6 separate regions of the Homo sapiens genome follow, and regions 2, 3, 4, 5 and 6 are each linked to region 1. A link is a loop called in an ENCODE intact Hi-C map of the cell type or tissue named here. Cell type or tissue: endothelial cell of umbilical vein. All regions are shown on one strand. Links, peaks and the distances in the headings refer to the core of each region. The heading gives the core; the rest is flanking DNA.

Region 1 (5,182 bases), core at 535-4,534:
TGGTTTCTCAGATCTTTTACTTTCCTGGGGAACCTGTCCCAGCTCATGCTTATACTCTCCCTGGGTCCTCCCTCAGGGAACTGCACAAATGGGAAGGTGGTCAAAGGTGAAAAGGGCATGGGGTGGGCCCTAGAAGGGAGAGTGAGGAGGGTGGGGGAGTGTATCCTATCCTGGTTATTACTGGGGTACACAGGGAGTTCCTTTTCCTCCTCACCTTGCCAAATGTTTCCTCTGTCTGGCCAAGGCATACCTTTAACAATTTATGGGAATCATCTCTGAAAACGACCGAGAGGATTAGCACCAAGAAACATAAAAGTCTGTTTTCTTTGAGTTACAATCTCTCTTTTAAGACCTGAACTCTGGGCATCTAGGCCAGTCCGCTGCCTCTGTCCAAGATGTATGAGCAACCTGGGCTTATAGCACCCCATGCTCTTCTCTGGGTAGCTACTCTGCCTTATTAACAACCCCATTAGGTAGAAATTTGTTCCTTGCCACTGGAATGGCATTTCAGCTTACAGGATACAGACAAGACCACTTAATACCTGTGTGCCCTTGACCATATTTTGTGTCATCCCTGTACCCAGTTTCCTCATCTGTAAATAGGAATAATAATAATATCTAAGTTGGTAAGGTTTTTCTTTGTAACTTAAATTAGATAAAATACATATGTAGCTTACTTAGGGTATTATATAGCAGCTGCTAAGCACTCAATGAACGTGGATGATTATGCCCTGAATTGAAATAGCTCTTCCTGCACTTTATTTTTATTTATTTTTTTGAGACAGAGTCTCCCTCTGTCGCCCAGGCTGGAGTGCAGGGGCACGATCTCGGCTCACTGCAACCTCCGCCTCCCAGGTTCAAACAATTCTCCTGCCTCAGCCTCCCAAGTAGGTGAGATTACAGGCGCCTGCCACCATGCCTGGCTAAACTTTTTTTTGTATTTTTAGTAGATACAGGGTTTCACCATGTTGGCCAGGCTGGTTGGCCAGGCTGGTTTCAAACTCCTGACCTCAGGTGATCTGCCCATCTTGGCCTCCCAAAGTGCTAGGATTACAGGTGTGAGCCAGCGCGCCTGGCCTTCTTACTGCACTTTATTTTATTTTATTTTATTTTATTTTGAGATGGAGTCTTGCTCTGTCACCAGGCTGGAGTGCAGTGGCGCGATCTCGGCTCACTGCAACCTCTGCCTCCTGGGTTCAAGGGATTCCACTGCCTCAGCCTCCCAAGTAGCTGGGACTACAGGCGGTGCCACCACGCCCGGCTAATTTTTTGTATTTTAGTAGAGACGGAGTTTCGCCATGTTGGCCAGGAGATGGTCTCCATCTCCTGACCTCATGATCTGCCTGCCTCGGCCTCCCAAAGTGCTGGGATTAACAGGCGTGAGCCACTGCGCCCAGCCACCTTACTGCATTTTAAACCCAAACTTTAAATATCATCTAGGTCAGTGGCTCTTTTTTTTTTTTTTTTGAAACAGAGTTTTGCTCTTGTTGCCCAGGCTGCAACGCAATGGCGCCATCTCAGCTCACCGCAACCTCCACCTGCCGGGTTCAAGTGATTCTCCAGCCTCAGCCTCCTGAGCAGCTGGGATTACAGGTGCACGCCACCACGCCCGGCTAATTTTGTATTTTTAGTAGAGACGGGGTTTCTCCATGTTGGTCAGGCTGGTCTCAAACTCCTGACCTCAACTGATCCGCCCGCCTCGGCCTCCCAAAGTGCTGGGATTACAGGCGTGAGCCACCGCGCCCGGCCCTAAGTCAGTGGCTCTTAACCCTGGTTGTACACTAAACTCACTTTTGAAGTCTTACAGAAATGCCAGTGCCTAGGCCCCATTACCAAAGATCCTCATTCCCTTTGTCTGAGGTGGGGTCAGGGGTGTCAGTGTTTTTGAAAGCCTCCCTGGGAATTCTCATTTGCACCTAGGTTGAGAAGTACTGTATCTAGTTCAGTGTCTCATTTTCCTTATAGGAAGCTGTGAGGCCGAGAGATGAAAGGAAAGGCTCAGGCGATATAGCAAGAGCAGAAGGACCCAAGCCCCTTATCAAGGCTTGTATTCAAGGGGAAAATGCAGCCCTGGGGCTGCCCTTCACTCGGTCTTTGGGATGAGACTTCTGAGCTCTTTCCTGATAATAATGTTTGGACCTTTCCAACCCAGTTCTTCCTAGCACCCTTGCCTTTTCATCCTTGGATGCCTCAGGTCAGACCCCTCAGAGAGGTGTCCCTACAGAAAGCCGCTGTTCTAGAATGTGACCCATTAAAAAACTCATAGCACTTGTAGATGTGAAATAATCCTGTTCATTCATTTTTGAGAATCTAAGCCCCCTGTGGGCAGGAACCGTATCTGTGTTGTTCCTGCGGTGCGGGGGCTTAGAGTAGTGACCAGCACTTAGTAAAACATACTCATTAAATGACTGAATGAACGAAATCCCAGGAGGCCAGTTGAGTAGTTTTTTTTTTTTTTTTTTTTTTTCCTGGTCCCGACCATCTGATTCTCATTACTTCTACAGCTCGGGAAGTCTCTGCTTTGGCATTTTATAAACCTCCTGTGCGTACGTCGACATTTTAACCATAAATCCAGAGTTTTGGGACTGCAAAACTCGAGGCCAGGGGATTGGGGGAGGGGGATAACTACCCGGAGGTCCGAAGCCCGGCGGAGCTGCCCTGGGGTTGGGGGGAGGGACGGGAACCCTCGGGAGGACGCCCCTCCGCCCCCTGCCCACCCCCTCGGCGGGACATGGCCCCGGGCCGGGACGTCCTTCAGATTGGTGCGCCGCCGCCGCGGCCGTCTCCTCCCGTCGGGCGGGGTGGGGGGTGGTGAGGGACGCGATCCAGGTCGTGGCCTGGCGGCGGCTCCGGCCACAGCCCCCGCATTCCGGCCGCGCGCCCCCGGAGGTGACGCCTTGAGGAAGCTGTATTTTTTTGGGGGGGAGCCGCAGGGAACCGTTGGGAGAGGGGCCCTGTGTGTGTCCCTTTAAGAGCCGGAGCGCTGCCTCCGCCTCGCAGGCGCCCGGAGCCTCACAAAAGAACAGGATGTTGTTGATTTGTCACCAAACCACAGAGAGGAAATGATTGTAAATTTCCTTTAAACATCCCCACCGCGCTCCGGCCGCCCCCGCTTCCGCCTCCTCCGCCCCCGCCCGGTTCGGCACAGCGGGGCCTCAGCGCTCCCGCGGGGCGCCTGCTCCCCGGCCGGGCCACGGGCCGAGCGGCTCCTGGGCGCCTGCGGGAGGAGCCCCCGGCCCGGCCGCTGCCCCAGCTCGCGTTCCAGTTGCTTTTTCTACAGTTGCAGCGGAGGAAGGTCCTGGGCTTTTGTGTGAGCCCGCGCGCCGCCCTTCTCTCCGGGAGCGAATGGGAACCGCGCGCGGGGAGCTCCGTGCTGTGTCTAGGGAGCGCCTTAGCGCGCCATCCCCGTTTAGCCTCGCAGCTTCCCTGTAGAGGCAACAACCGTTATCTCCTTCGTTAGGGTCTGGAGGGAAACTGAGGCCCAGGTTAGTTACGTGAGCCGAAAGTCACCAGCTCTTGGAACGCTTTGGGGGCTCTTGGAACACACCATGCAGGTTTAGGTCACCCCAGACCTTATATTTGTGAATCAGTGAGCGACCGGAACATTCTAGAATCCCCAAGTCATCAAAAGTGGCAATTTACATTGCGAAGTCCAAAGCAATGATTGCCAAGTCCAAGTTTTTTCGTGGGGGAACGTCCCTCACCACTTCCAGCCGGGCATCCACTTTTCAGAAGCTGTTTGGGTCTCAGTTTCTACTTTCACTCCATTTGCTTGTAAGATTTCAGGAAGCCTCTGGTGGAGTAAGTGTTTGCTCCCAACCTGTGGCCCATGTTGGAGTGGTGTGGTCTGTGGTCTAGGAAAGGGCTGCCTTTGCTGTACAGAGTGTTCTTTTGGAGCAAGTAATGCTTATTCCGGCATAGGCTGCACTGGGCTTCTTGAACTAAAAGCAGCAGCTAATGTCCTAGACACCGCTGAACAGAATTCTCTCATTTCATCCTTTGACCAGCCCCAGGAGGTAGAGGTTGCTTTTCTCTTTAAACAGTTGAGGAAGCAGGTTCAGAGAGGCTGAGGAACCGGACCAGCTTGCACATTGTAAGTGGAAGACAAAAGACTCATTTAGTTACCACATTCTGATTACTGGTGATGTCTCTCTTTAATACTTTGTCTTATTACTCGCTTGCGGAGACAGGTGGTGAAGAGAATACAGGATATTTTTGTTGGGTCTTGTTACCTCAACTTCCAGGGAGCTCTGGGCCGGACTCCACTTTCTGGGAATAGAGTTAGGTGGCCAGTGCTCTCAGACTGGAATCTTCCCTTTGCCAGCCTTATGAGAGGTCCTGAGTGGCTTGGGGACTGAGGTGGAGTTCTTTTCACTCTACTTGAATAGGAAAATGGGCTCCTTTAAACGATTACCTGGAGTTGGATTTCTAAGGCTGAATAGCCCCAGTCCAATGCAAGCCCTTCTATTCAGATTTCTCAGCTCTAGGGGGCAATGGTAAGAGCTGGTGAGATGTATGGAGGGTTGACTTTGAATATTAAACGTGCGGTTCCTAACAGCTAATGTTTTCGTGTGCCTGCTATGTGCCATGCACTGTGCCAGGTGCTGTGCACGTGTTTTCTCATTTGATCCTAAGCCACGAAAAGTTGGTACCCAGAGAGGTCGTGCACCTAGAAATGATGGAGCAGGGGTTGGCATTTTTCTCCACAGAATCCCCTGTGTCTGTGCAAGAGGTCATCCAGGCACCCCAGAAATGAGACCACAGTTGCTTGCCTTCAATCATTTAGAAAGCCAAGAGGGTCCTTGGTGCGGGTGGATTTTGAGAGAGAAAGACAGTGGCCTTTGGCTCCTTTGTGCTGCAGCTGTCTGCAGTTCCTCAACTCTGAGGACATTTGTTGATGGATTTCCAGAGCGGACTTCTGTGTCTCCACCTGTCCTTTTTGCTTTTATAGAATGCCAGTCACTGGGACATCCACATCCTGACACTTGGGAGGGTGAACCATCTCCTTGTTTCCATTCCTCAGATGAGGAGCACAGGGCACCAACCTGCTAAGTTGTTGTGGGCACTGAATGGGCTGACTTGAGGCAGAGCAAAGCCACTGAAGTCAGGGTCCCTAGTCCCCGCCACTCAGTTCTGGGGAAGCTGGAACCATAGGGCAGGTCATCTGATGCCACCTGGTCTG
Region 2 (5,182 bases), core at 341-4,340, 120 kb after region 1:
CAGTTCTTTTTTTGCCCACTTGTCATGTTGTCTGTCTGTTCATTCATTCCCATTCATTCTCTCCAGGGTCCACCCTTACCCTCCTCTGGCTGGAGAGGACTGGGAGAGTGGCCTAGGTTTACTCCGTTCTAGGCATTGGGTCCGTCGCCCCATTTGTCTTGCTTGTTCTTCTTGCTGGTGTGTTGTGGTGGCTGGCTCTGGGTGGAGGCACAGATTTGGGTCTGGGGGTGGGCATTCAAGAAAACCCCTTGGGGCACTCAAGCCTCGCTAGCTCCAGTGAGGGAGCTCGCAAGCCAGCCAGTGTTGCTGGGGTTCTACTCAGAGCCAGAGGCCAACCAGCCAATAATAAGGTGTTACTTTGCCTTGCTCTGTCCTCCTTGCACCCCTTTCCCTTGGGGCCTCATGGGGAAGGGTGGCTGATTTGTGGTAGGATTTGGGTTTTCTGTGTCCTGGCCAGTCCCTTCATGATGCCCTGTTACTCTCACTCCTGCAGACTCTGTGTGCCTATGAGTGATGAGCAAACTTTGTTAGGTGAGTGGGGTCCAGATGGAAAATGATGGGAAAAACCATGCTAATGTCATGATGCATTGAACAGGAAAGCCACTGATGGAGATGAAAGCATTTGTGTAAAGTAGCCTGGAAGCCTGGAAAGGGAGGGGAACTGTGGGAATTGACGGGAAAGGGAAGTCAGAAGGCCTGGCTTCTAGATGGAAGTCCTGTTTGAAGGGAAAATTAGTGATGCTTAAAATACTATGTTTAACATAAATTAAAGGGGATTTTGACTAGAATCTGGAGTAAATCTTATTTGTCTGACACTTAAATCCTTGCTTCTAGAATGCCCTCTCCTTGCAAAATAACAGTATTTCAGGTTTTGGTTACAATGCTGTATGAATAGATCTTGGTTTAGAAGGGCAATTGATCAGCCCCATGTGAGAGTTATTTACAGTACCTTTCCTTTTAGTAACATCTGAAACAAAGGTTGGTTTTTTAAAAAGTCTTTGTAGCATTCCTGACAAAACTTAAGAGACTTGCCTGATGGCACCGCTACATGCAGTTTGGTTTGTAATCTAGGGACAGTTCCAGCATGCAGAGATTCAGAGTGGGTTTCTTTGTGGTTTGTCTGCACCTGCCGGAGATCTGGTGCACCTATTAAACTTACAAGGCAGCTATTAGCCACCAACTGACACCAAGATTATAGGTTAAACTCTGAATTGGTTTAAACGGTGTCATCTGTCCACCAGGGCAGAGAGCAAGGTGGGGGGCATGTGTTTGGCAAATGGTAGGAAGTCACTCCAGCCTGGGGAGGAAAGTCTGATTATTAGCAACGGTAACACACAAAGAGGAGCGGGGTTGGGGTGGGCTTGTTGGAAAAGCCTTGAACCTGGAGTCAGAGAGACCCAAGTGTTGAATCCTGATTGTGTAACTCTGGTAAGCCTCAGTTTGTCATCTTGAAAATGGGAATGATAGGCCGGGCACGGTGGCTCACGCCTGTAATCCCAGCACTTTGGGAGGCCAAGGAGGGCAGATCATGAGGTCCGGAGATTGAGACCATCCTGGCTAACACAGTGAGACCCCGTCTCTACTAAAAATAGAAAAAAATTAGCCGGGCGTGGTGGCGGGCGCCTGTAGTCTCAGCTACTTGGGAGGCTGAGGCAGGAGAATGGCGTGAACCCAGGAGGCAGAGCTTGCAGTGAGCTGAGATCGCGCCACTGCACTCCAGCCTGGGTGACAGAGCGAGACTCCATTTCAAAAAAAAGAAAAAAGAAAGAAAATGAGAATGATAATACCTGATTTACAAAACAGAATTCAATGAATTTGAATTCACACAATTCTTGCTGACGTTCACACAATTCTTGCTGACACATTCACACAATTCTTGTGACATTCACACAATTCTTGCTGACATTCTTGCTGAATTGTGACATTCACACAATTCTTGCTGACACAGTACCTCACACCTGTAATCCCAGCACTTTGGGAGATTGAGGCAGGTGGATCTCCTGAGGCCAGGAGTTCAAAACCAGCCTGGCCAACATGGCAAAACCTCATCTCTACTAAAAATACAAAAATCAGCTGGGCGTGGTGGTGCATGTCTGTAATCCCAGCTACTCGGGAGGCTGAGGCACAAGAATCGCTTGAACCTGGGAGGCGGAGGTTGCAATGAGCTGAGATCGTGCCACTGCATTCCAGCCTGGGTGATAGAGCAAGATTCTGTCTTAAAAAACAAAACAAAACAAAACAAAACAAAAAACAAAAAAAAAGCTACACCGAGCTGCCTTAGTAGAAAAATAGCAGCAGCAGCATTGAAAAGAGAATTTTGTACAAGTCTCCAGCCTGCTGAATAGGGTAATTGAGAGAAAAGTTAAGCGTGCAGCTCTGGAGTCACACAGACTTGGATTCAAGTCTTGGCTGTGATACTTACATATGCTCAGGGTGTGCGACCTAGGGTGACCTCTCTGAGCCACAGTGTCCTCATTAGGATCATGGTAACATACATATCTATAGAGTCATGAAGAGTAAATGACACTACAATACAGTGCTGGGCTCACAGCTCCGGAAATGCTCATAGGCTCCGGAAATGCTCAGTCACCTTCTCTGTTAGTCACCTTGTTCCATCAAGCAGCATTTTTTCCTCTTGCATCACCACTACTTACTCTAAACTGGATTTTACCCTGAGTAGGGTAAAATTTTTCCCCTCTTCCTACAAGTACCCCCAGAAGCTTCCTACAAGCATGCCCCAGACTTTACTAATTGCAGGCCACCTGCCCAATTTCTGCCACCATTGCCTGCCTCCTCCATTGTTATTTAATATTTCTTCAAATTAACTTTTTAATACTTAAATGCATTTAAAGAAAACTTCACATCACTATTATAAGCAAATAGCGAATAGATCTTTAAATAGAATGTCTATGAATCACCTAAAATCCTCATATGTGCTCTCAGACACATCCACGTTATACTTGGGGAAATACTGGTCTGGTCCTTTACTCTTTAAAGTGTGGTCTCTGGACCGCAGCCTCAGCATGCCTGAGAATTGTTAGAAATGCAGTATCTCAGACCCCATCCCATACCTCCTGAATGAGAATCTGCATTTTTAGAAGATCCCCAATGATGGACATACTTTTTTGGGGGGAATTTATTACATTTTTTATTGAAGTGACATTCATATGCACACTTTTAAAGTTTGAGAAGCAGTAGTCTAGGGGATCTTTAAAATCCCTTCCAACTCTGGTGTGTGCCTATAGCCCAGTGACTTGTAACTCTGGAGCAGAAGGATTGCTTGAACCCAGGAGTTTGAGGCCAGACTGGGCAACATAGCAAGACCCTGTCTCTGAAAAAAAAATTCTTCTAGTTCTAACAACAAAGGTCAACTATTGATATTACTCTCTCTCTTTCTGAAATCCAGATCCATATTTCCAACTGACATATTCTACTTCAGGCCTAAACCTTGCCTTTCCCCACCTCCTCATCCTTGTAACCTTAGAAGCATCCATCATTAACTCCTTCCTCCCTGTTCCCTGACATCAGTTCTTGCCAAGGATGCCCAACCCTGTCTCCATCAGCCTCTCTCTGTCCATTCCTATAGCTCCAATTGCACTTCCAGTCCCTTACATCTTAGTGCCTGGGCTGTCACCCTCTCCTTCATTCTCTTTCCTCCAACTCTTGACAGCTCTGTATTCTTTTTTTTTTTTTTTTGAGATGGCAGAGTCTCACTCTGTCTCCCAGGCTGGAGTGCAGTGGTGCGATCTCAGCTCACTGCAACCTCTGCCTCTTGGGTTCAGGCAATTCTCCTGCCTCAGCCTCCCAAGTAGCTAGGACTACAGGTGCCCGCCACCATGCCCAGCTAGTTTTTTTTTTTTTTTTTGAGATGGAGTCTCGCTCTGTTGCCCAGGCTGGAGTGCAGTGGCATGATCTTGGCTCACTGCAAGCTCCGCCTCCCAGGCTGGAGTGCAATGGCATGATCTTGGCTCACTGCAAGTCCCGCCTCCCAGGTTCACGCCATTCTCCCGCCTCAGCTTCCCGAGTAGCTGGGACTGTAGGTGCCCACCACCACGCCTGGCTAATTTTTTGGTATTTTTAGTAGAGACGGGGTTTCACCATGTTAGCCATGATGGTCTCCACCTCCTGACCTGGTGTTCTACCCGTCTCGGCCTCCCAAAGTGCTGGGATTAGAGGTGTGAGCCACCCCGCCAGGCCACATCCAGCTAATTTTTTGTATTTTTAGTAGAGACTGGGTTTCACCGTGTTAGCCAGGATGGTCTCGATCTCCTGACCTCATGATCCGCCTACCTCGGTCTCCCAAAGTGTTGGGATTACAGGCGTGAGCCACCGCGCCCGGCCCAGACAGCTCTGTATTCTTAAGGCAGCGTTGATCGTCTCAGTCCACTGCTCAGTTACCTTTAGTAATTCCCTATTATCTACCACATAGTAGCCAGGCTCCTTGGTCTGTCACTTAAGGCTCTCCACTAAGTGACTGATTGTGAGCTCTCACCTGCATATACCCTGAGCTGTAGATAAGTCAGAGGAGCTATTGCTTTATGTATGCAAAGCTTTCCTGCCCCTGCATCCTTGACTAAGGATTTCTCATTTCTGAAATGCATTTTTCTCCAACCTCCCTATTTGCTATCTCCATCTCTGAAAACTCTTAACAGCCTGAGAACCCTGCTCACATTTCACCCCCTCCCTGAAGCCTTCTGTGGCTCCCCAACTGCATAGCTGTCCTTACACGTCATAGCATGATGATGATCTCTGCCCAGAGGCAGTTACATTAGTACAAACCTTAACTCTTCAATTCTGTGTAGCAGGTGCCACTCCCAGTGCCACAGAGTCAATTTAATTTTCTTATAACTAAGTTTCTTTTCTGAGCTCCCCTTCTGCTTGTGAATATACCATCCCATTCCCCACCCTACTCCCTTTGCCTCAGGGCAGCATCTATATTCTAGAGGATTAGGGCCAAGGCAAGATGGGATCTCTTGCCTTGTGTCATCTGTCTATTTACTAGAATGCATGTCATCCTGTCCAGTCCTTAGTCACAGGGACTGGACAGTATGCTTCTTTGTCCCTTGTTTCCCTCTGCAAGACCTCGTTAGGTCCTGCAACTCTGCTCTTCCTGCATTGTCATCTCCCTTAGGCCCATGGGACCCTTCTTCTGCCCCACACCATGCTGGGGGCAAGGGAACTC
Region 3 (5,182 bases), core at 623-4,622, 59 kb before region 1:
ACACAAAAAATTAGCCGGGCGTGGCGGCGGGCCCCTGTAGTCCCAGCTACTCGGGAGGCTGAGGCAGGAGAATGGCGTGAACCCGGGAGGTGGAGCGTGCCGTGAGCCGAGATCGTGCCACCGTACTCCAGCCTGGGCAACAGAGCGAGACTCTGTCTCAAAAAAAAAAAAAAAAAAAAAATTTTCAATACGATTTTGCTGCTGGATCAGATGTACGGTAGGAAATAAAGAAAGAAGCCAAGAATGAGCCCAAGATTTTTGGCCTGAGCTACCAGGTAAATTGAATCTTAGATGAGGAAAGCTGTAGGAAAAGCAGGCTGGGAGAGAAACCGAGACTTCGGCTCGGTTAAAACGCGTAAAAATACGCGTTTACGGAATGAATGAAAGCAGCCGCCGAATGCTGGGCACCCACCCTTCTCACGCTCTTTCATCGCAGTGGAGGGACATCTGCGGTTAAAATGGTTGAAAAGTGCTTTTTAGTCAAGTCTTTCTCACACACACGCCTCACCCCCACCCCTGGGTTCCAGAGAGAGAGGCCCATAGCTGTGTGACCTTCTCACTTTGTTTTTACACCTTTAACTTTGTTTTGGCAGCTTTGACCTGAAGGCAGCAGTTCCAACCCGGTTTGTATTCCTGGGTCAAGGAGAGGCTTCCTGCCTGGAACTCTTCCCCTGGCTCCCCTTGAAACCCCCATCCCTGGGCTTTTCTTTGTATGTAGATCACGGTCCTGTAGTCCCTGGCAAAGGCAGAGGTGGGTTGGGGGCCTGCAGGGCTGGGAAGTGTGAAGTTTCTCCGCTGTTAGAGGAAGCCCGGGTGATTCAGTGAGCTGGGCGCTATCTTTAGGAAGGAAAACATCACGTAGCGGGGGATCTCTATCCGGGCCATTTGTCTGCCTGCTCCCTCCCCAGGGAGGTCTTCCCAGAGGCCTGGCAGCCCCTTCCTGCTCTTGCTTAAGCCGTGTGACAGGCGTCTTTAGTTCTGAATAACTCTAGACCTGTAGATCCAGTTCATCCCCGTCTTGTGTTATTTGAGCAATTCTTGCAGATTTTTCTTTGGTCTCTTTTTTACGGTGTGCATGTGCATGTAAGGACTAAGTCCGGGAAGCCTGCTAGGTAAAACCACAGTGGAGGCTCAGACCCCCAAATTTCAAACCAGGTTTCAGCTCAAACATCACCTTCTAAGAGAGGCCTTCCCTGACCACTACCTGCATCATTTGCTACCTTGTTACCGGACTTAATTTCCCTGCAGCATTTTTTACTCTTTAAAATTATCCTGACCATCTATTTCTTACGTACCTGCTTCTTGTCTGCCTCCTTCACTCTAGAATGTATGCACCCTCCATGATGGTCTTGCTCCTTACATAGCCTGAGCCCAGGCCTGTGCCTGGTACATACTGGGCCCTCAGTCAAGGTTAGTTGACCTGGTTGACCTTGACCTGGTTGACCAGCTGTAAGGCCCTCGGGGAAGGCCAGTTAGCAGGCACTACCTCTGCTCTTGTTTGGATCTCTGCTAACTATAAGAGGATCTGAGTTATAATTTTTCCTTTTTCAGCTGTGGAGCTTCCCTGACCCTTTATCAGCAGGCAGTGGGGACTCTGGGGAGCTTTATCAACTCTATGCAAGAGAGAAAGCCACTTTTGTCCCTCCTTTTCCCCTCGAGAGCTTCTCATATCATCTCAGCCTCTGCCTTCCTGTGTCTCTCTAGATCTGTGCTCTCAATTTGTCCCCACCCCACATATCACTGTGGTTCTCCCCGTCTGCCCTCCGTTTCTCTATTTCTGTCTCCCTCTTCTCCTCCTTCTCCCTCAGCTCTATGTTTTCTTTCCTTTATTGAGTTCTTACCTCATGGTAAATGCTATACACAGACTCTCACTGACCTCTGACAAGAGTCCGTGTGAGAGAGGTCATTATTACCCCCATTTTCCAGATGGGGAAACTGAGACGTGGGGAGGCTCCTTTAGTGTCAAAGCAGTGCTTGCAGGTTGTTGGGTTTTTTCTTATCCCAAGGTCAGAGAAACTTGGGGAAGTCAGAGCTAGAAGGTGAGAGACAGCTATAAACTGCCTCCACCAGGTCATCTGTGTCATCTGCTAACTTCAGCAGATCCTTTTTGGGGAAGAGGTGGTAAGGCAGATGGAAATAAAGCTTTCTTCTTATTCAGTCTACCAGAAATATGAGCTCTTCAAACTTTAACATGGAGGCAGAAGGGCCAGGATGAATCAGGTTAAACCATGATCTCCCAGACTGCATTTTCAAGAGACGTGTGGGGCAGCCTTGGAAATAGCTACTCCCCAGCTCGCCTGGCCTGGATAAGTTATTGTTAAAGAGTAAAGGGAAATGATCCTAATGGATTCCGCTTCCGGCCTCCCCCACGGAGTGGGCTGGTAACCGTTATTTACAAGGCTGCCTTATTCATGGCCACTGAAGCTAGGAGAGGCAGGATGGAGACAGAATCCAACAAATGGTTTATTTATATCTACATCCCAGACCTCAAAAGGAAAATTCCCATACTTAGACATTCCTAGATGGCCTGCGACACAGGATATTTAAAGTAACAATGGGCCAAATTCTTGCTTACATTTTTGGCAGGGCTCCAGTCTGAAAGTCCACAAGAGAAAGACTTGGGCTGTATAACATGGAGGGAGGGGGGACTGTTTCTAATTTGAGACCTGTTTAAGATCTGACTTCCCCCTCCTTCCTGGAGTTACAAGGAAAATATGATTTTGATTTTAGAGACAACATTCCATGTGATCCACTTTGGAAGATTTTAGAAGTTGAAGCTCTGTGCCCTCCCCCTTGCCTTTGAGAAAAAGGGGGTTGTTAAAAGAACTAATAGAACACACTTTGAAAAACCCTAGAACTCCTCTTCCATTTCTTCTACCTGTGTCAGGGGTTGGCGAGGGGAATAGCCACTACCTATGGGCAGTCTAGTAGCCAAACCCTCTGAATGCTGCAGATGACCATATAGAGCTGAATATGGTTGTCTACAAAATAGTCATTGAGCCATTTAAAACATGTCTTTGTGACATTAGTTCCAAGGAAAATCTCAGGAAGGGTTTTTAATGGTGACTTATTAGCCTGGGCAACATAGCAATGTAAAAAATCAATTAAAAAAAAATTAGGGCCAAGCATGGTGGCTCACGCCTGTAGTCCCAGCTACTCGGGAGGCTGAGACAGGTGAATCGCTTGAACCTGGGAGGCAGAGGTTCTGGTGAGCCAAGATCACGCCATTGCACTCCAGCCTGGGCAACAGAGCAAGACTCCATCTCAAAAAAAAAAAAAAAATTAGCCAGGTGTGGTGGCAGGTACCTGTAATCACAGCTACTTGGGAGGCTGAGGCAGGAGAATCGATTGAACCCAGGAGGTGGAGGTTGCAGTGAGCCAAGACTGCACCACTGCACTCCAGCCTGGGCAACAGAGCAAGACTCCATCTCAAAAAAAAAAAAAAAAAATTAGCCGGGTGTGGTGTCACACACCTGTATTCCTAGCTACTCCGGAGGCTGAGGTGAGAGGACTGTTTGAGCTCAGGAGTTTGAGGCTGCAGTGAGCTATGATTGTGCCACTGCACCCCAACCTGGTGACAGAGTGAGACCCTGTCTCTAAAAAACAACAACAAAAAATAGTGACTTATTGTACTTATAGTCAAGGTGAATTTTTTCCCAATAACTTTATTGAGGTATGATTGACATATAAAAAGCTGTGCATATTTAATATATACAATTCAATGAGTTATGACCTTCCCAACCCTATGATAATTCTAAACACCAGCCTTGTAAAGAAATAGAAAAATGTACTAGCTCTGTAAGTTAGGAAGCCTTTGGCTGCCAGTCATAAACCAGCTCACCCAGCGTGGCGGCTCATGCCTGTAATACCAGCACTTTGGGAAGCTGAGGTGGGTGGATCACCTGAGGTCGAAAGTTTGAGACCAGCCTGACTAACATGGAGAAACCCCATCTCTACTAAAAATACAAAATTAGTCGGGCGTGATCGTGTGCATCTGTAATCCCAGCTACTTGGGAGGCTGAGGCAGGAGAATTGCTTAAACCCAGGAGGCAGAGGTTGCGGTGAGCCGAGATCGCCCCATTGCACTCCAGCCTGGGGCAACAAGTGCAAAACTCCATCTCAAAAAAAAACAAAATAAAACAAAGAAACTTCCCAGAAGTCCCCCTAGATTTCCCCTCACCTCCCATCGGCCTGCACTGCATCACATGCCAACACCTGGTACAGTCACATTTGATAAGACTCCTCTGGGTTTTACAGCTGGAGACGTGAATAGGGTTATTCTTCCCTGAGTCACATGGGAAGGGGGTGAACTCCAGAACAAACGTGGGGCAGCAATAAAAAATGAAGGATAGCTATCAACCAAGGTGTCTGCCACAGTGGCTGTGATCAAAAAAATGTGGAAGCAATGTAAATGTCTATCAGTGGGGGAGGGGTTCATTCATTAAAAGAAAAGAAAAAAGTACTGATAGTCAATATAGTGATAACCAATATGGATAACTAGGTAGTGTCTAGAACCTGCAGATAGAGCAGTGAATAAAACTGCCTTTGATTCAGTGGTTCACGCCTGTAATCCCAGAATTTTGGGAGGCCGAGGTGGGCGGATCATTTGAGGTCAGGAGTTCTAAGCCAGCCTGGCCACAATGGTGAAACCCCGTCTCTACTAAAAATACAAAAATTAGCTGGGCGTGGTGGTGGGCGCCTGTAATCCTAGCTACTCAGGAGGCTGAGGCAGGAGAATCGCTTGAACCCAGGAGGCAGAGGTTGCAGTGAGCAGATGCCAGCCTGGGTGACAGAGCAAGACACCATCTCAAAAATAAATAAATAAATAAAAAATAAGCAAATAAAAATAAAACTGCCTTTGAAGGGGAAAAGACAGATAGCAAATAAAGTAATGAGCACATGTGTGATATAATTGCAAATTGAAATAAGGACAGCAAAGGAAAAGACAGCAAAGGAAATAAGGACAGCAAAGAGAATATCAGGGCAGCCCAGGAAGGCCTTCTTACCTTCCTGAGGGTAAGAAGGAGTGAGCCGTGGGTAAGGGAGTGGAGGACTATGGAGTATTCCTGGCAGCAGCAAGAGCTTCTGAAGCAGGAAGGGCTCAGAAGCAGGAAAGGGCTGCTTAGCTTCTTGAGAGAGTTATAGGAGGTGTGGGAAGGGGCACAAGATAAGGGTGGGAGAG
Region 4 (5,182 bases), core at 493-4,492, 150 kb before region 1:
GCCTGCCCCGGCACCGGGCGCCTCTCTGGGTACTGGTTCTTACTCTTTGTGAGACCCAGCTGCTCCTCCTGCCTTTGGGTTCTGAGAGCTTGAGAGCTACACCTGAATCCTTACAAATTCATCCTCTTATCCTCTTTGTTTAAGTTAGAGTGGGTTTCTTTTTTTTCATTTTTTTTTTTTTTTTTTGAGATGGAGTCTCACTCTGTCACCCAGGCTGGAGTGCAGTGGCGTGATCTCGGCTCACTGCAACCTCCGCCTCCTGTGTTCAAGCAATTCTCCTGCCTCAGCCTTCCGAGTAGATGGGATTACAAGCATGCACCACTGCACCTGGCTAATTTTTGTATTTTTAGTAGAGATGGGGTTTCACCATGTTGGCCAGGCTGGTCTCGAACTCCTGAGCTCAAGTGATCCACCCGCCTCGGCCTCCCAAAGTGCTGGGATTGCAGGCGTAAGCCAACGTGCCCGGCCTAGAGTGGGTTTCTATTTGCAACCCACTTGAGCCATGACTAAGCAAACTAAGCAAAACAACAACAAAAAAATGGTCCTTGGGTTGAATTCCCAAGTGTTTTTATCAGTATTTCTTACTGACTTTACTTTTAGAATATACCTGGAATATTGACCACTTCTCACCACCTGAGTCACCATCATCTCAATGGGACTGCTGTGATAGCCTCTCACCTGGTCTTCCTTCTCCTCCTGCCTCCCTACAGTCTGTTCTTCACTTAGCAGCCTGGCTCTCTCCCCTCTTTTTTACTTCCTTTCCTGTGCTTTCCCATCCCATTCTGACCAGATTGTTCTAAAAACCATTAGGACAAAGCAAGGCAGGCACCTAGTACACCTGGGAGAGACTGCTGTAGTCCAGAATGGGGTGTCGGAGCCTGAGTGGGGTAAGGAGGGTGTCTATGTAGAAAGACTGCCTGGCATGGGGAGTAGACAGGGAGGAGAAGGCATCTGAGGAGGAGGATGTCAGAGCCTTTGAAAGGTGAGGGACGTATCCACGTGGTGAAAGGGCATGCCCTCGTGTGGGAAGACAGAACCTGGGTGGGAGAGGAGAGTGTGCATGGGGAGGAGAGGCCTGGCGGCGGGTATCATAGTCTATAGAGAGGGAAGAAGTTGTCTACACAGAGGAAAGGCCTGGCATGAAGGATCAGAGTCCATGCAGATAGAGGAACATCCCCATATGGGTGTTAGAGAGATGAAGAGGGTGTCCACGCAAGAGGGCAGCTGGGCACAGAGAGTCAGAAGGTGAGAAGCGTGTCCAGGGCAAAGGATGATGATGGCAGATGGGTGACAGCAGGGAAAGTCATCAAAAAGTACATATATTAGGAATAATGGGAGCCAGATTTCTCAGAGTCAGAGAAGGGAGTTACAATCACGGAGAGGAACAGAACCTAAGTGAACCCTGTAATGTCGTGTTGGAATTGAGATCTATATCAGAACTCATGGCTTTCAACACATAGGTAGATGGATGAATAAATAAAACGAGATAGCAATGTTCACTAGCTCTGAGGGCCTGGGAAGAGTGACACACCTCACTAGCAATGAACACATCCAGCACCCAGATCTTCTAAATACCATTTTCCAATAGCAGGAACTAGGGCTCCTTGCAGAAATGACTGATTCCCATATTAAGGCATAGAAAGTGTAAGAAAAGCCTAGAAGATCCTGTTGTGTCAGAAAGCAAAAAAGTGCTAAAAAAAAATGATGAGGATATGTCAACACAGAAGCCAACTTGAAGGGGCTTCTATTAAGCAAAGCTGGGACAATTTAAACACCAAAATAAATTATGGTAGTAATGGTTATAACCCATTGACTGATTTAGGAAACCATGACTCCACACTAATATAAATAAATAAATATTTACATAGTTTCAGATAGTCTCTCCAGAAAGCATCTATTAATTTCAAGGGGGAAAAGGGTAACTTTTCAGTGAAGAAGTCTGGCAGACATCACCTTAATCAAGTGATCAAAGTGAACGTCATCAGCAATGGGACAAATGGAAAGCAAGGCAGGAAATGCGCTAATAGGATGTGGGAAGAACACAGCATCACTTCTCTGATATTCTTGCCAAAGATGCATAACCAGGATTGAGTCATGAGGACTAAGTTGAAAGACATTCCATGAGAAACTGACCTGTGATCTTCAAAAGTGTCAAGGCCATGAAGGCTAAGGAACTGTTTCACATTGAAGGAGACTGAAGAGATATGATGACTAAATGCAATGTGTGATTCTGATCTGTCTCTAGGCCAGCTGGGGCTCCGCTGCTCTCTGCTAGCATCTGTGGGTCTTGGCTCCAGGTTGTGGCTGAGTTGAGGTCTGTACCACATGTCTTTCATCCCCCTTGGATCAGCAGATACCTGAGGCATATTCTTTTTATTTTTCAGTTTTTGAGACGGAGTCTTGCTCTGTCACCCACGCTGGAGTGCAGGGATTGCAGGCGCATGCCACCATGCCTGGCTAATTTTTGTATTTTTGTAAAGACAGGGTTTCACCATGTTGGCCAGGCTGGTCTCGAACTCCTGACCTCAGGTGATCCACCCGCCTCGGCCTCCCAAAGTTCTGGGATTACAGGAGTGGGCCACTGCGCCCGGCCACCTGAGGCATATTCTATTCATGGCCAAAAAGTAGGGCAAGCCCAACTGCACAATCATATTTCAAGTTTCAGCTCACTTCACATCTGAAATCTGTAATTAGCATTTAACACAAGTCACAAGGCCAAGCCCCAATTCAAGGGTGAATGGCACACTTTGCCCTCCCATGACCATGGCAAAGGTATGGATGTGTGATACTGCTGCAACAGGGCAGTGAAGTATTGAGATTGATGATTCAACCTACTACACTCTCTGTGTCCCTTAGACTTTTTTGAGCATACTGTACAGTCTGGGAATTCCTATGTTGGGTACGTGTTAGTGCCAAGTATACTGCTGAACCCAAGGAAAGTGCTTATCTTGACTAATTGATTGTTGTCAAATGTTTCTCTATCCTTGTTGGGGGAAGAGACTAAAACCACTGCATCAATGCTCCCTATCTACATTGGTTCCAGGCAGCCTTCCTACAATTTGGACCTACTTCCTAAAATGTAAGATATGCAAACTTTTTGAATCATCAGCTTAATTTTTCTGGAGAACTAATTATAGATATGGTTTAAAAAACAAACAAATATGAACAAGAGTGCTTATTATAGCATGGTTTGTTAGAGGAACAAAGTGGACCTTCCCAAAGGTCTCATATAGGAGAGAGGCTAAATCACATTGCCATTTTCATGGTGGTTAAAAAGAATAAAGAATGAAGTATCATTATGTATTCTCAACAGTTCAATTAGAGCAGTAGAACCACTAGGAGGTACAGTGTGTGTGTGTGTGTGAGAGAGAGAGAGAGAGAGAAAGAGAGAGAGAGACGGAGAGGAAGAGAGAGAGGGAGACAGAGAGAGAGAGAGATGGGGATTTGACTTTAAGCAATCGGGGAGCTGGCTAAACTGTCTTGGGAAGGCTGTTACCTTCTCATCTGACACTGGAGCTTGGCATCCACACGGCAGGAAGAGAAGAGGGATGTAAGTAGGGAAGAGTGAGAACCAGCAGGAGCCCACAAGATCCACAGGAGTCTCTCTCCACCTCCAACTTGTTGGTACAAGTGTCCTGCGGGAGCAGCTGACCTCTTCCTTCATCACAAAGCCAAACACACACCTGGCGCAGGAGATGGAGCTGCTGAAGGAGGACACAGGGCAGGTGGAGCAGCTGCAGCCGTCAAATGAGCAGCAATACAGGATATCCAAATCTCAGCCTAAACGTCTCTTGGTCCCCCCTAACTGGCCATATACAGGGAAGACAGAATCCAGCCTTCCCAAATGGATGCATTCCAATGCCACCACACTGCTAATATGGAAAGATTTCCAAGATATATTTATGTGTAAGAAATGCAAGTTTCAGGGCTGGGTGCGGTGGCTCATGCCTGTAATCCCAGCACTTTGGGAGGCCAAGGCGGGTGGATCACCTGAGGTCAGGAATTCAAGACCAGCCTGGCCAACATGGCGAAACCCTGTCTCTACTAAAAATACAAAAATTAGCCAGGCATGGTGGTGCGCGCCTCTTATCCCAGATACTCGGGAGACTGAGGCATGAGAATCTCTTGGATCTGGGAGACGGAGCTTGCAGTGAGCCAAGATCGTGCCACTGCACTCCAGCCTGGGTGACAAAGTGAGACTCTGTCTCAAAAAAAAAGAAAAAGAAAAAAGAAATGCAAGCTTCAGGCTATTATGGAGAATATGTTTTTATGCTGCCGCAAAAATTATTTTTATCTGTACACATATAGGTAGGTACATACATAGAGACAGATTTGGAAAGATAAACACTGACCATGGTCACCTCCAGAAAGGGACTGGAACTGGGGAAGAGGGTGTCAACGGGACTTTGTGTTTATCTGGATTCAAGTGCAATTGAAGGCAAACATAAAAAGCAAAAAGAAAATCCCCTCTGTGTTAGTGTCTTCTCAAGTCAGGGGTGTTTTACTTCTCTGCGAGGACCCTCATTTTTAGTTCTTTCAAAATGAGCAATGAAGTAGATTTCAAGACACTGTGAGGTGTGTGTAGATGGTCAAAGGGTTGTTCTTGTGGTTTTCTTTCTTCTCCGTTTCAAATTGTTAACAGTACAGCGAAGCTTTACCACATTGCTTTGGCCTTTTGCTCCTGAGAGGTGGGTGAACCCCCAGGGCTCCGCCTGCAGCCAGTTGGGCATTGGGGGAGGGGTGGTGACCCCTCCTGGGCAGAAATCAGCAGAAGTGATGATGTCCAGTTGGAATGCCAGGACCTCCTGCAGGGGTTGAGGAGGCAAGTCCCTCTGCTTTCTCAATAGTGATGCTACGTGCCAGATATTCCTTCTAAGAACTTTGCTAGTGTCATGGACTCCAGCTGGGGCACTACTGGGAGCCTGCCCTCTGTGGATGGCACATGCAGATCTCTGGGGTTTATGCAAGAATAGTCACAACGATTTTTCAAGAGAGAGAAACAAATAGATGATGAGCCTCAAGAGGCTTCCAGCCTGTTAAAAGTGACTCCATGAGGCCCCTCCCCAACCCCACACTGTGTCTCCAGGCCCAGAAGACAGCCTCCCGGATGGGGCTACCCCAAGAGTCCCACCTTTTCCCAGAGCCTCTCATTCTCCCGTCTTCTAGGAAGCCTTCAGGGGCT
Region 5 (5,182 bases), core at 685-4,684, 70 kb after region 1:
CTAATTTTTTGTATTTTTAGTAGAGATGGGGTTTCATTATATTGGCCAGGCTGGTCTCAAACTCCTTACCTCATGATCCACCCGCCACCTCGGCTTCCCAAAGTGCTGGGATTACAGGCGTGAGCCATCGCGCCTGGCCCTGAGTCTCTTTTATTTATTTATTTTTACATAAGTCTCCATGGAACATGGTTTCAGGGATCCTCGTAATCCTGATAGTTTTTCCTAGTATGTCTGTATCCCTCTAATTTTGGTACCCAGAATCATGTACAAGCTAAAAAGCCACCTGACCAGCAGGAAGGGTAAGCTGTCTGTCTTTCATTTGACCCGAGGCTTCTTTCAGTTCTTCCTAAAAGTGTAATATCTGCTTTGGAAACCTTGGTACACTTAATAGTGCTGTCAGTTTGGAATGTTTATGTTGCAGATTAAAAAAAAAATTTAAACAGAATTCGTTGGTGTATTTACAGGGCTGGGGGCAGCAGGGTAGCAGTGTCTTCAGGTGAGACTTAATCCAAAGGCTCAGATTCCTTTATCAAAGATCCAGCTTTCTTTTTCCTTCTTTCTTTTTGAGACAGGGTCTCACTCCATCACCCAATCACCCAGGCTGGAGTGCAGTAGCAAAATCTTGGCTCACTGCAGTCTCCATCTCCCAGGCTCAAGTGATCCTCCTGCTTCAGCCTCCCGAGTAGCTGGGACTACGGGTACATGCTACCATGCTTGGCTAATGTTCTTGATTTTTTTTTTTTTTAAGAGTTAAAGTCTCATTACATTGCCCGGGGTGGTCTAGATCTCCTGAGCTCAAGCGATCTGCCCACCTTGGCCCCCAAAATGCTGGGATTATAGGTGTGAGCCACCGCGCCTGGCTGCCAGCTTTTTGTTCTCTCTCTCTCCACAGTCACCAGAGTCCTGAGTCTTTTTCACATGTACTACATTGAGTCTTTTTCACATGTACTACATGAGTCTTTTTCACATGTACTATCTTCCACCATCCTGGATGGTTTGTGTGGTTTCTGGACTATGTATGCGGGATCTGTTCCTGTTATTTATTTCTATAAAGTATCTTGTTAGTCCATTGTCCTGATTATACCATCTCCCCTCTCAGACTCCCTGCCTAGTTTAGGGTCATCTTCAAATCTGATCAGCATGCCAGCAAATTAATGATGTTGAACCAGACAGGGTCAAAGACAGAGCCAACGACATGCCCCTCAGTTACTCCTGCCAGGGTTGGTGTCACATCTCCTTTGAACATGGATGAGCATTTCTCAAAGCATATTCCTTTTTTTTTTTTTCAATATCCTCTCTTGAGGTCACCTTTGGCAGGCTATTGATTGATTGATTGAGACATGGTCTTGCTATATTGACCAGGCTGGCCTTGATCCTCCTGCTTCAGCCTGAGTAACTGGGACTACAGGCACTGGCCACGACACCTGGTTCAAAGCATATTCTGAAGAATACCAGCCTGAAGGATACTCAATAACAGAGCCCTGTGAGCAACACTGGAGACTCAGAAGGGTGAGGAAGGAGAAAAGGGTGGATAGTGAGAAATTACTTAATGGGTACGACATCCATTATTTGGGTGATGGATACACTAAAGCTCAGACTTAACCACTACACAATATATCCATGTAACAACATTGCACTCGTACCTCTTAAATTTATACAAAACAACCCCAAACCAACCAGAGCCCTGTAATCAAATATGTTTAGATAGTGCTGTCTACCGTAATCCCTTCTGGAAGGCTCATGATGCTTATGAGCATATCACAAACTCTGAGAAGAAGTTGTTAGATGTAATTTTCCAAACGTAACTGACCATGAGGCTCTCCCCTTCCCTGCCATGATAACCTGTATATAAATGTTGTAGAGAGCACAGTCTGAGCAGTGCTCATGTGGATATTCCACCCGTTAACATTCCATTTAGTTGTGTTATCATCTGATTTCCTCTGTCATTAACCACAAGGGTGAAGTGACAGATGACATAAAGTGCCTTGCTGAAAACTGGTGTATCTTGCCAGCCTATCACCGATTCAGAAGGGAGTCTGTCTTCAGTTGGACACGATGCACCTGTTGCTGCTCTCATCCTAAGTCTGCCAGGTTGGCAGATTTAGGCACCCTGGCTGGGTACTTTTCAGGTGTTCTGTTAAGAGCAAAACCCAGACAGGCCTGGAGGCTCTCAGGAAAACCCAAAGCCAGGGAGTGGCCTATCATCAACCACAGTGGTCATAGTAACTGAAATTTAATAATAGTCCACAGTTATTGAATTTTTACTTTGTGCCAGGCCCATAATACATACTTCCTCTCCAAATCCTCACAAGAACCAGATGAGATGGGCAATACGACATCCTTACTTTATAAATGAGGAGCCTGACGCATGCAGAGCTTAGAGAGGTTACTCAAAGGGATACAGCTAACAACAAATGGAGCCAACTGTCAAACTCAAGTTTGACTCACTCTGTAGTCCATGTGTTCATCAGATTCACTCTGTTTTTTTTTTTTTTTTCACAATCGCACAATCATCAGGCATTTATTAAATGTCAGCTTTGGGTCTGGCTCAGTATTTGGTGAAATTGAAGACACGACAAAATATTAATAGACACAAGGAATTGACACTTTATTTGGAGGAACTTTTGTAGTTCAACGGAGAGAATACTTAGCAAGCAAATAGAAGTGAGTGCATGAAAACAGAGTGCCAAATGCCACATAAGTGGCACAGGATATGCTTCCGTGGCCTGCTCAGACCTCAACGGCCAGATCTCTACGGCTTGCTTTTAGAAATCCACTTGCCTATGGATGCCTCACTCCCAGTCTTCCGCTTTGTCCATTCTCACAAATTCCCCTGTTTGTCTTTGTCTTCCCCTTGTGTGACCTCCGCTTGTCCCCAGGGGAAACCACTAACCTCTTGGCTCCTCAGTTCTCGGTCTGTGGTGAACTCCCCGCTGACATCCACAGCGCTTGGAGGTGACCTAGTTTGAGTGAAACGCTGGCTTTTCAGTTATATATCCAGTAGGCTGAGCTGGCAGCTTGTCAGCAGGCTCATGTCACCTAATGACTGTGTCAATTCCCTCCTTGCCTAGCTTCCTGCGAGTAAATATCCTCAGGATGCTCTTGGAATCCAGAAGGTGTAGGAAGCCTGTGAGGTGGCCAAAGAGAAAACAGGAAAAAGAAAGGGGGAGAGAAGCAGAGAGGGCCTGCTCCTCCCTGCCAAAGTCAAAAAGAACGCACACCAGGGAAGAAAATGCTCTAAAACAGAGAGAGAAACTTGTGATGAGGTATCTCCCTATAGAACAGTTTTGCTCGAAAGGACATTTGTTTTTAAACAAAAAAATTTTTTTTGGCCTAGTCCGAGCTCTCATTTCCCCCCTCACGCCATTCCTTCCTGTTTGGCGCTTTTCAAGTGGTATTACTTCTCATCCACAATAGTGACCTGCTGGGAGTCATAGCGGAGACATTTCCTCTCCTGTGGCTCTAGTTGTATTTTTAATCATCGACCTCCCCCCTCTTTCTTTCCCCTCTGGTTTTCTTCATAAACATTTTCTTAAGGCTGGGCAGCAAAGCCTCAGGTGTACCCATCACGTCCCTCAAAGCTTAGCTGTGTTTGGGGTTGATTTTTTTTATCCCCTCTCCAGGGGCTGCGGCATCCAGCATTCTGCACCATGACCTCCCTTTTGCCCAGTGAGCTACAGCCTTGAGTTTGGATGGTGCATACTCAGCGGTTTGGCTCTTGCAGTCGAGGGGAATAGTAATTCTGTGAGCTCATTCCCAGGGGAGCTACTCTCAAGATTCTAGGCCCTTCCAGCCCCGTTGGAGTTGGGTTAAAGGTTTCAAGTGGCGGTAGAGACGCTTGCCTGTCCAGCCTTGCCTGGGGCCACACAAGGTCATCTTGGGAGACTGGTCAGCTCCATGGTCCCCTCCAAAGACTTAAGAAGGCAATGTTTAAGTTGCACAAACCACCAGGACAGATGAATTGGTTAAGAGTTCTCTGTCATTTTCTCCAAACAGGTATTAATAAAACCATGGATTCATAATCCTGAAGTTTAGCCTCAAATTTTTCCACCAGAATACTGCTACTTTTACTGAATGTATATCTCCCAGTGTTGAGAAGCAATTCTTCCCTCTCTTTAGTCCTTCCTTTGATCAGTTCATTTGTTCACTCATTCATCCATCCATCTGTATGTTCAGTCGATAAACATTTGTTGAGCAGTTCATGGCCACGCACTGGGTAAACACAACAAACAAGGCCCTGCCCTTTTGCGGTTTATGGTCCATGGGAAGAGACCGCCAAGATGTAAAACAGGAACATGTGGCCATCCACTGGGAACCCGCTATGGAGGGAATGGTGAGGATGCTGTAGTAGAGAAGCAGAATGGGGAGGCCCATCTGAACTCAGACACAAAGGATGTGAAGGAGCTGACAGGTGGGGAGCTGGTAGGTCTACTGAACATTCCCTGCAGACGGTCAGCAGGTATGCACATATATGGCGGGGGGTGGGGGCAGGCTGTTAGGTACAAAACTTTAGCAGTCTTAATCCAATAGGACCCTTGGGGGAAGAATGTCACCATATCAACTACTCAACTTTTGAATGCCAGGGCCCGCCCATGGCAGACAAGAAAAAGATCCACAGCATCTGCCCCTATTCTGCGTACCCACCTGGCCCCACCAAGTTTTATATCCTTGACTGAGTCTGTGATGAACTGTCGGCAGATGTTCATGTGCTGTCTCTTCAGTCAGGTCTGTAATCTCTTGGCAAGCCCATTCTGTCACTCTCTCAGTTCCTGCTGTTGATCCATTCAAGGGAGTGGTTTCCTGAATCCTATCACAGTTTTATGGTACTTGGAGCCCAAAGTTATAACAAATGTTTGCATGATATATAATATGTTCCTTACAATATGCTCACTTATCTATATTAAAAGGTATTAACCACCATTCATAGCAAATGGAACTATGGCTCCAAGAGGATAAATAACCTACGGAGCTCCAGGCTGGTGAAGGAGAGGAGCTGGGAATCACTCCTGCGTTTTCTGGCTGTTAAGTGACTTTCTCACCAATTTGAGTTGCAATTACTGTCATGGATACCAGTTGGGTACAGTTTCTGTTTGGAGTCTTCTTGGGAAGGGATAGAACAGTCAAGAAACTGCCCCACTATCAAACCCACGGAATCCAAAGAATTTGCATCCACAAATCTCCT
Region 6 (5,182 bases), core at 586-4,585, 160 kb before region 1:
AGAAACAGAATGGTAGTTTGGAGCTCAGAGGGGAGGAAATATCCCATATGAGGACTCTGATTCAGGGTTTCATCAGCTAGCTCTGCTGCCTGCGAACTGACTTTGAGAGAGAGTTTCAAAGTGTTGACAAGCAGATTATTAACCCTGTGTTATCTTCAGGCTCATTCCTTACTTATAAGGGCCTGTGCTTTCAGAGGACTCTGTGATTCCCAGTAAGAGAATGTCCTGCTCTTCAGTGAAATTGTGAGGCAGCTCTGAACTCTAAGCCCTGGGGCTGGGCAAAAAATGCCCTTTTAGTGGGAGGGAGTGGGCTACCAGTAGTAAGATGGCGGGTAAACCTCCGTTAAATGGCCTACTATTAACGTACATTTCAGGCTTTTTCCCTCTGCTATTCCCACGTTCCCAAGAGAAGAAAGGTAACAGAATATAGGCCATGGTAACTTTGATGGAATAGTCCAGGGTTTAATTCAAAGATGCTCACTGGTCAAAGTGGGTCCCACTGCTTTTCCAGCTTTTGATTCAAGCTTCAGTCTCCGAGAGTTTGCACACTAGTATGTCACACAGGACCATTTTGGTTATAAGACCCAGAAAAGCCCATGCCCACTCTGGCTTAATAACGAAGCAGTTTGGCTGGGCGCAGTGGCTCACGCCTGTAATCCCAGCACTTTGGGAGGCTGAGGTGGGTGGATCACAAGGTCAGGAGTTCGAGACCTGCCTTGCCAACATAGTGAAAACCCTGTCTCTACTAAAAATAGAAAAAATTAGCCAGACATGGTGGTGGGCGCCTGTAATCCCAGCTACTCGGGAGGCTGAGGCAGGAGAATGGATTGATCCCGGGAGGCAGAGGTTGCAGTAGGCCGAGACTGCACCACTGCACTCCAGCCTGGGCAACAGTGTGAGACTCTGTCTCAAAAAAAAACAAAAGAGAAAAGAAAAAAAGAAAAAAGAAGCAATTTATTGGATCATATACAAGGATGCCTGGGGGTGGGGATGAGAATGGAAGGGATTCAGGGCCCAAAGAGGACACACATCAACCCTGGACTCTCTCTTCCCTCTCTTCTCGCCGTAGACTCCTTGTGAAGACAAGATGGGGTGGCACCAGCAGCCCCTCAGCCTCAGGATCGAAGTCTAGCCAGAGAGAGTGCCCGTCTCTGGCTCTGCATTCCCAGGAAAGGCCTCTGTGGCCCATTGGCTCCCCTGGGGCCATTTTTCCTTTCCTGATCTAAGCCCCGTGGCCCAGGGAATCTGGAACAGTGATTGGCTTAGGCTAGGACGTGTGTTCCTCCCCATGGCTGTGTTTTGGAGCCTCACCTTGAGGGTGGCAGGGTGGATCCCAAACCAACCCTGGGAGCTGTTCCTGAAGGCAGAGGAAAGGATACTGGGCATGTCAGAGACAAAAGTGACTGTCCCTGGTTCCTCCCCAGAGCCTGTCACACAGTCATTCATTTAGAATGTAAAATCTACAGTGGAAGGAATTTGGGCCTCCTACCTGTCCTCAGTTAAAGCTAATTCATTTCCTCCCAGGACTAGTGTTAGCAAACAAAAAATCGTGGGTCGTCCAAGAACAATTACAAATGATCCAAAACCCTCGCTTCAGTCACGGGTTGTGGTCTTAGAGCTCAGCCTTCATGGAGGAGGTGATGAAAAAGCTGGATTCTAACCCTTCTTTGTCCCTCTCGCCCTTAAGGGGAGGTGTCTGAGCAGTGAACTGGCAACAAAGGGAGGAGTGTAGGAGCTGATGGATTGAGCCCTTTCTTTCAAAATGTAATTTACAGGATTATTATTTGTAAAGTTGATTATTGCAAATTATCCATGGGGGTCTAGGGTAAGGGTATTTATTGTCTTCAACCACAAGCCTACATAGTTTGGGGAAGCGAAACGTACTTCTTTTTTGTCAGGCTGGGAGAGCAACCCTGGGATGTGCTAACAGGCCCAATGGGGTCATTCGCTTCCTGTTAATCCTTTTATGGTTTACTTTTTTTTTTTTTAGAGAGAAAACTTAGGTTAAATATTTATTATACAGGAAAGGAATGCTGCTGCTTCCTCCTGCTTTTCCTGCTCTGTTGCTCATAATTGTTTAATAGGCAATAGCATGCAAATAGTATAAAATCTAAAAGGTACACAATGCGGTATGAGAAAAATACATGGCCCCCGGAACCTTTGTCCCCAGCCCCCTCCCCCACTGCCACCCCAGAGGCAGGCCCTGTTACCGGTTTCCATCATATCCTTCCTGAGATAGTCCATATATACTCCTTCTTTTTAATAGAAAATCGCACCACATACACATCATCTAAGGACAAATTATTATTTTGTCCTTTAAAATGAAACAATCAGAATTTTCCACCACTGTGACTTGGAAGCCCCAGAGTTAAGGCCCAGAGTTAAGGCCACAGACTTAAAGAGACAAATCAGTCCTCACCTCCAGCCAGCTGACCTGCTGACCACCAAGGCGTGCACGCTGTTTCCAGACGTTTACTTGCACTCGCGTATTCTCTGCCCCGCGGGGCACCCCCATTCACAGGGCCTGCACGCTGAACTGCTTCCTTGCACTTTTGACCAAAAATGGTCTCACTCACCATCATTGGACAAACTCCTCCTCACCTTATTTGCCGTCTGAGCTCCAAATGGCCTACGGTTTCCAGAAATAAAGTTGAAGGCTTGTCACCACTGAGGTTATGCCAGAGCTGATGGCTCAGAATCTGAAGGCCAGAAAACATTGCCAACAAGGGCAAGGTGCCACTGGGAAAGCATGAATGTAGTCCCTACTGTGTTCTTGGGCCTTGTGCTGGACCCTGAAGATAAAGCGAGAGAAAGTGCACAGTGTCCTTCCTAGCCTCGCTTAGTGCAGTCCCAGGGGGACGGGGCACAGGCGCTGTTGTAATTCAGTGCTCCTTATGTCCAGCTCAGTCCCGTTGGAGATGACCATGAATGAATGGCATTCACTTTTACAGACATAAGAGTTCTGCTGTTTAAAAAGAAAATCAATCACTCGATAGTCACATGTCTTACAATGCAGCAGAGAGATATGGAAATAGTAATAGTAATAATCCTCACTTTTCAAAAAAACTTTCTTTTTATTTATTTTATAATGACAAGGTCTCCCTATGTTGCCCAGGCTGGTCTTGAACTTCTGGCCTCAAGCAACCCTTTGGCCTCAGCCTCTCAAAATGCTGGGATTACAGTCAGGAGCTACCGCAACTGGCCCTCACTTGCTGATGAGGAAAAATAATTACTGTGCATAGGTACAAAACCCTGTACTTAGTACTTCTTCAGCCTTACTTGCTACCTCCCAAGGGCTCTGTGAGGTAGGGCTGAGTGTTGTCCTCATTTTACAGGTGTGCACTTGGCCTCAGGGAGAGGAAGTTAGCAGCTCCAGGTCACAAAGTTGGGGCATGGTGGCAGCAGCATTTGCACCCCGGGCCTTCTGATTCCAGTGCCCATGCATTAGGCCCTAGGCAAAACCACAGCCACTGGCACAGTGAAGCCACCAACCTGTCCTTTGGCAGTTTGTTCAGAATTTAAACTATTCGCCAGGCACAGTGGCTCACTCCTGTAATCCCAGCACTTTGAGAGGCCGAGGCAGGCAGATTAACTTGAGCTCATGAGTTCGAGACCAGCCTGGGCAACATGGCAAAATCCTGTCTTTACAAAAAGTGTAAAAAGTTAGCTGGGTGTGGTGATGCATGCCTATAGTCCCAGCTACTCAGGAGGCTGACGTGGGAGGATCATTTGAGCCCAGGAGGCAGAGGTTGCAGTGAGCCAAGATCACACCACTGCACTTCAGTGGTGATAGAGCCAGACCTTGTCTCAAATAAATAAATAAAATACTCTCTTAAAGTGAGCAATTAGTGATTTATAGGAGAAATCCTTTATTCCCAGGAGACAGGTAGACAGACTGAGCCCTCTCTGGATTCGCTCATTGTGTTCCGTAGAGAGGTAGCATCATTATTTAACAAAAAGAAACACCTCCGTTTATTTATAGTAGAGCTGTAACTTTTGTTCCCACCACTCTCAGTATGCATAGAAAGTGCAGCTTCTTTATTTAAGGCTATACCTGGTGGAAGCCCCCACCCCACTGCTACCCACTGGGTGGCTTGTATACATACACACACATGCCATTCTGAGCCTCTCTGGATGACATGCCTGTAGGGTGGACAGGGAAACTGAAGCTTAAAGAGCTTAAGTTATTGAATAAATCAAAATGAACTGGGCTAACAAAGAAGCTCATGGTAGACATTGATGAATTAGAGATAATTCAGGCCAGGTGTGGTGGCTCACCCCTGTAATCCCAGCACTTTGGGAGGCTGAGGTGGGTGGATCATCTGAGGTCGGGAGTTCAAGACCATCTTGGCCAACACGATGAAATCCCGTCTCTATTGAAAATAGAAAAATTTGCCGGGTGTGGTGGTGGGTACCTGTAGTCCCAGCTACTCAGGAGGCTGAGGCAGGAGAATTGCTTGAACCTGGGAGGCGGAAGTTGCAGTGAGCCGAGGTGGTGGCACTGCACTCTGGTCTGGGTGACAGAGTGAGACTTCATCTCAAAAGAAAAAAAAAAAGAGAGAGAGATAATTCTTTCAATTCTAAATTATTTTTATTATTATTATTTTTTGAGACAGAGTCTTGCTCTATCACACAGGCTGGAGTGCAGTGGCATGAACACAGGGAGCGGCAGCCTCAACCTCCTGGGGCTCAAGCGGTCCCCCCACCTCAGGACCACAGGTACATGCCACCACGTGCAGCTAAGTTTTTGATTTTGTAGAGATGGGGTCTTGCCATGTTACCCAGGCTGGTCTCAAGCTCCTGGGCTTGAGCAATCCTCCCGCCTCAGACTCCCGAAGTGCTGGGATTACAGGTGCGAGCCACTGTGCCCCGCCGGATTTTTTTCTTCTACAGATTTACTACATGCTGGCTAGATGTCCTTTGGCTGTCAAGTTCAATGTTCTCCTTAGATAGGTAAGCTTATGTTGATTTAAAAATTTTTAAATCATTTCATATTTTAAAATATTTATGTATTTATCTTTTTTGAGATGCAGATTCTTTTTTTTCTATCAGACAGACATTTCTCAGGAGCAAAATGTTCCTGGTTCATGGATGGAATTAAATATGTCAATATTTTATGATGCCTCATGTGGTGACCCCAAATCCAGCACGACCAGGACAAATCAGTCAAGAGGAACATTCC

What was found. A loop is a pair of places that touch in the nucleus more often than their neighbours do. Peaks named below come from ENCODE experiments on the same cell type or tissue, not always from the same donor. Only the 100,000 strongest peaks of a DNase experiment are listed, where the experiment ranks them.
Region 2: a loop joins it to region 1, with 5 times the contacts of the local background. A loop is called at or near these places in 2 of 110 quality-filtered maps.
Region 3: it touches region 1 in a loop (7-fold over the local background); 4 of 110 quality-filtered maps call a loop at or near these places.
Region 4: it touches region 1 in a loop (6-fold over the local background); 3 of 110 quality-filtered maps call a loop at or near these places.
Region 5: a loop joins it to region 1, with 6 times the contacts of the local background. A loop is called at or near these places in 26 of 110 quality-filtered maps.
Region 6: it touches region 1 in a loop (5-fold over the local background); 2 of 110 quality-filtered maps call a loop at or near these places.

The regions. Positions count from the first base shown.
Region 1 is chr5:142,354,055-142,359,236 of GRCh38, forward strand. The region is part of intron 3 of SPRY4-AS1 (SPRY4 antisense RNA 1); the gene reads left to right. Among named protein-coding and RNA genes, the nearest start is that of SPRY4-AS1, 31 kb to the left of the region's middle. RefSeq lists enhancers at 1,006-1,807, 1,808-2,609 and a silencer at 2,647-3,296. In endothelial cell of umbilical vein, for the core only: no CTCF peak of the experiment used is centred there; a DNase peak (open chromatin) is centred at 3,027; H3K4me3 peaks cover 1,152 bases; H3K27ac peaks cover 2,297 bases.
Region 2 is chr5:142,469,939-142,475,120 of GRCh38, forward strand. No RefSeq gene overlaps it. Among named protein-coding and RNA genes, the nearest start is that of SPRY4-AS1, 150 kb to the left of the region's middle. RefSeq lists enhancers at 2,366-2,660, 4,562-5,130, 5,131-5,182. In endothelial cell of umbilical vein, for the core only: no CTCF peak of the experiment used is centred there; a DNase peak (open chromatin) is centred at 2,553; H3K27ac peaks cover 1,571 bases.
Region 3 is chr5:142,294,742-142,299,923 of GRCh38, forward strand. No RefSeq gene overlaps it. Among named protein-coding and RNA genes, the nearest start is that of SPRY4-IT1, 21 kb to the right of the region's middle. In endothelial cell of umbilical vein, for the core only: no CTCF peak of the experiment used is centred there; DNase peaks (open chromatin) are centred at 850 and 2,450; H3K27ac peaks cover 2,642 bases.
Region 4 is chr5:142,199,582-142,204,763 of GRCh38, forward strand. No RefSeq gene overlaps it. Among named protein-coding and RNA genes, the nearest start is that of NDFIP1, 93 kb to the left of the region's middle. RefSeq lists an enhancer at 1,527-2,726. In endothelial cell of umbilical vein, for the core only: no CTCF peak of the experiment used is centred there; DNase peaks (open chromatin) are centred at 2,080 and 2,880; H3K27ac peaks cover 3,314 bases.
Region 5 is chr5:142,423,466-142,428,647 of GRCh38, forward strand. All of the region lies in intron 3 of SPRY4-AS1 (SPRY4 antisense RNA 1), which reads left to right. Among named protein-coding and RNA genes, the nearest start is that of SPRY4-AS1, 100 kb to the left of the region's middle. In endothelial cell of umbilical vein, for the core only: no CTCF peak of the experiment used is centred there; DNase peaks (open chromatin) are centred at 3,046 and 3,316; H3K27ac peaks cover 2,522 bases.
Region 6 is chr5:142,190,506-142,195,687 of GRCh38, forward strand. LOC107986455 (a long non-coding RNA gene) reads right to left here and starts at 2,556. Exons shown (of 3, transcript XR_001742907.3): 1 at 2,420-2,556. In endothelial cell of umbilical vein, for the core only: no CTCF peak of the experiment used is centred there; no DNase peak of the experiment used is centred there; H3K27ac peaks cover 2,075 bases.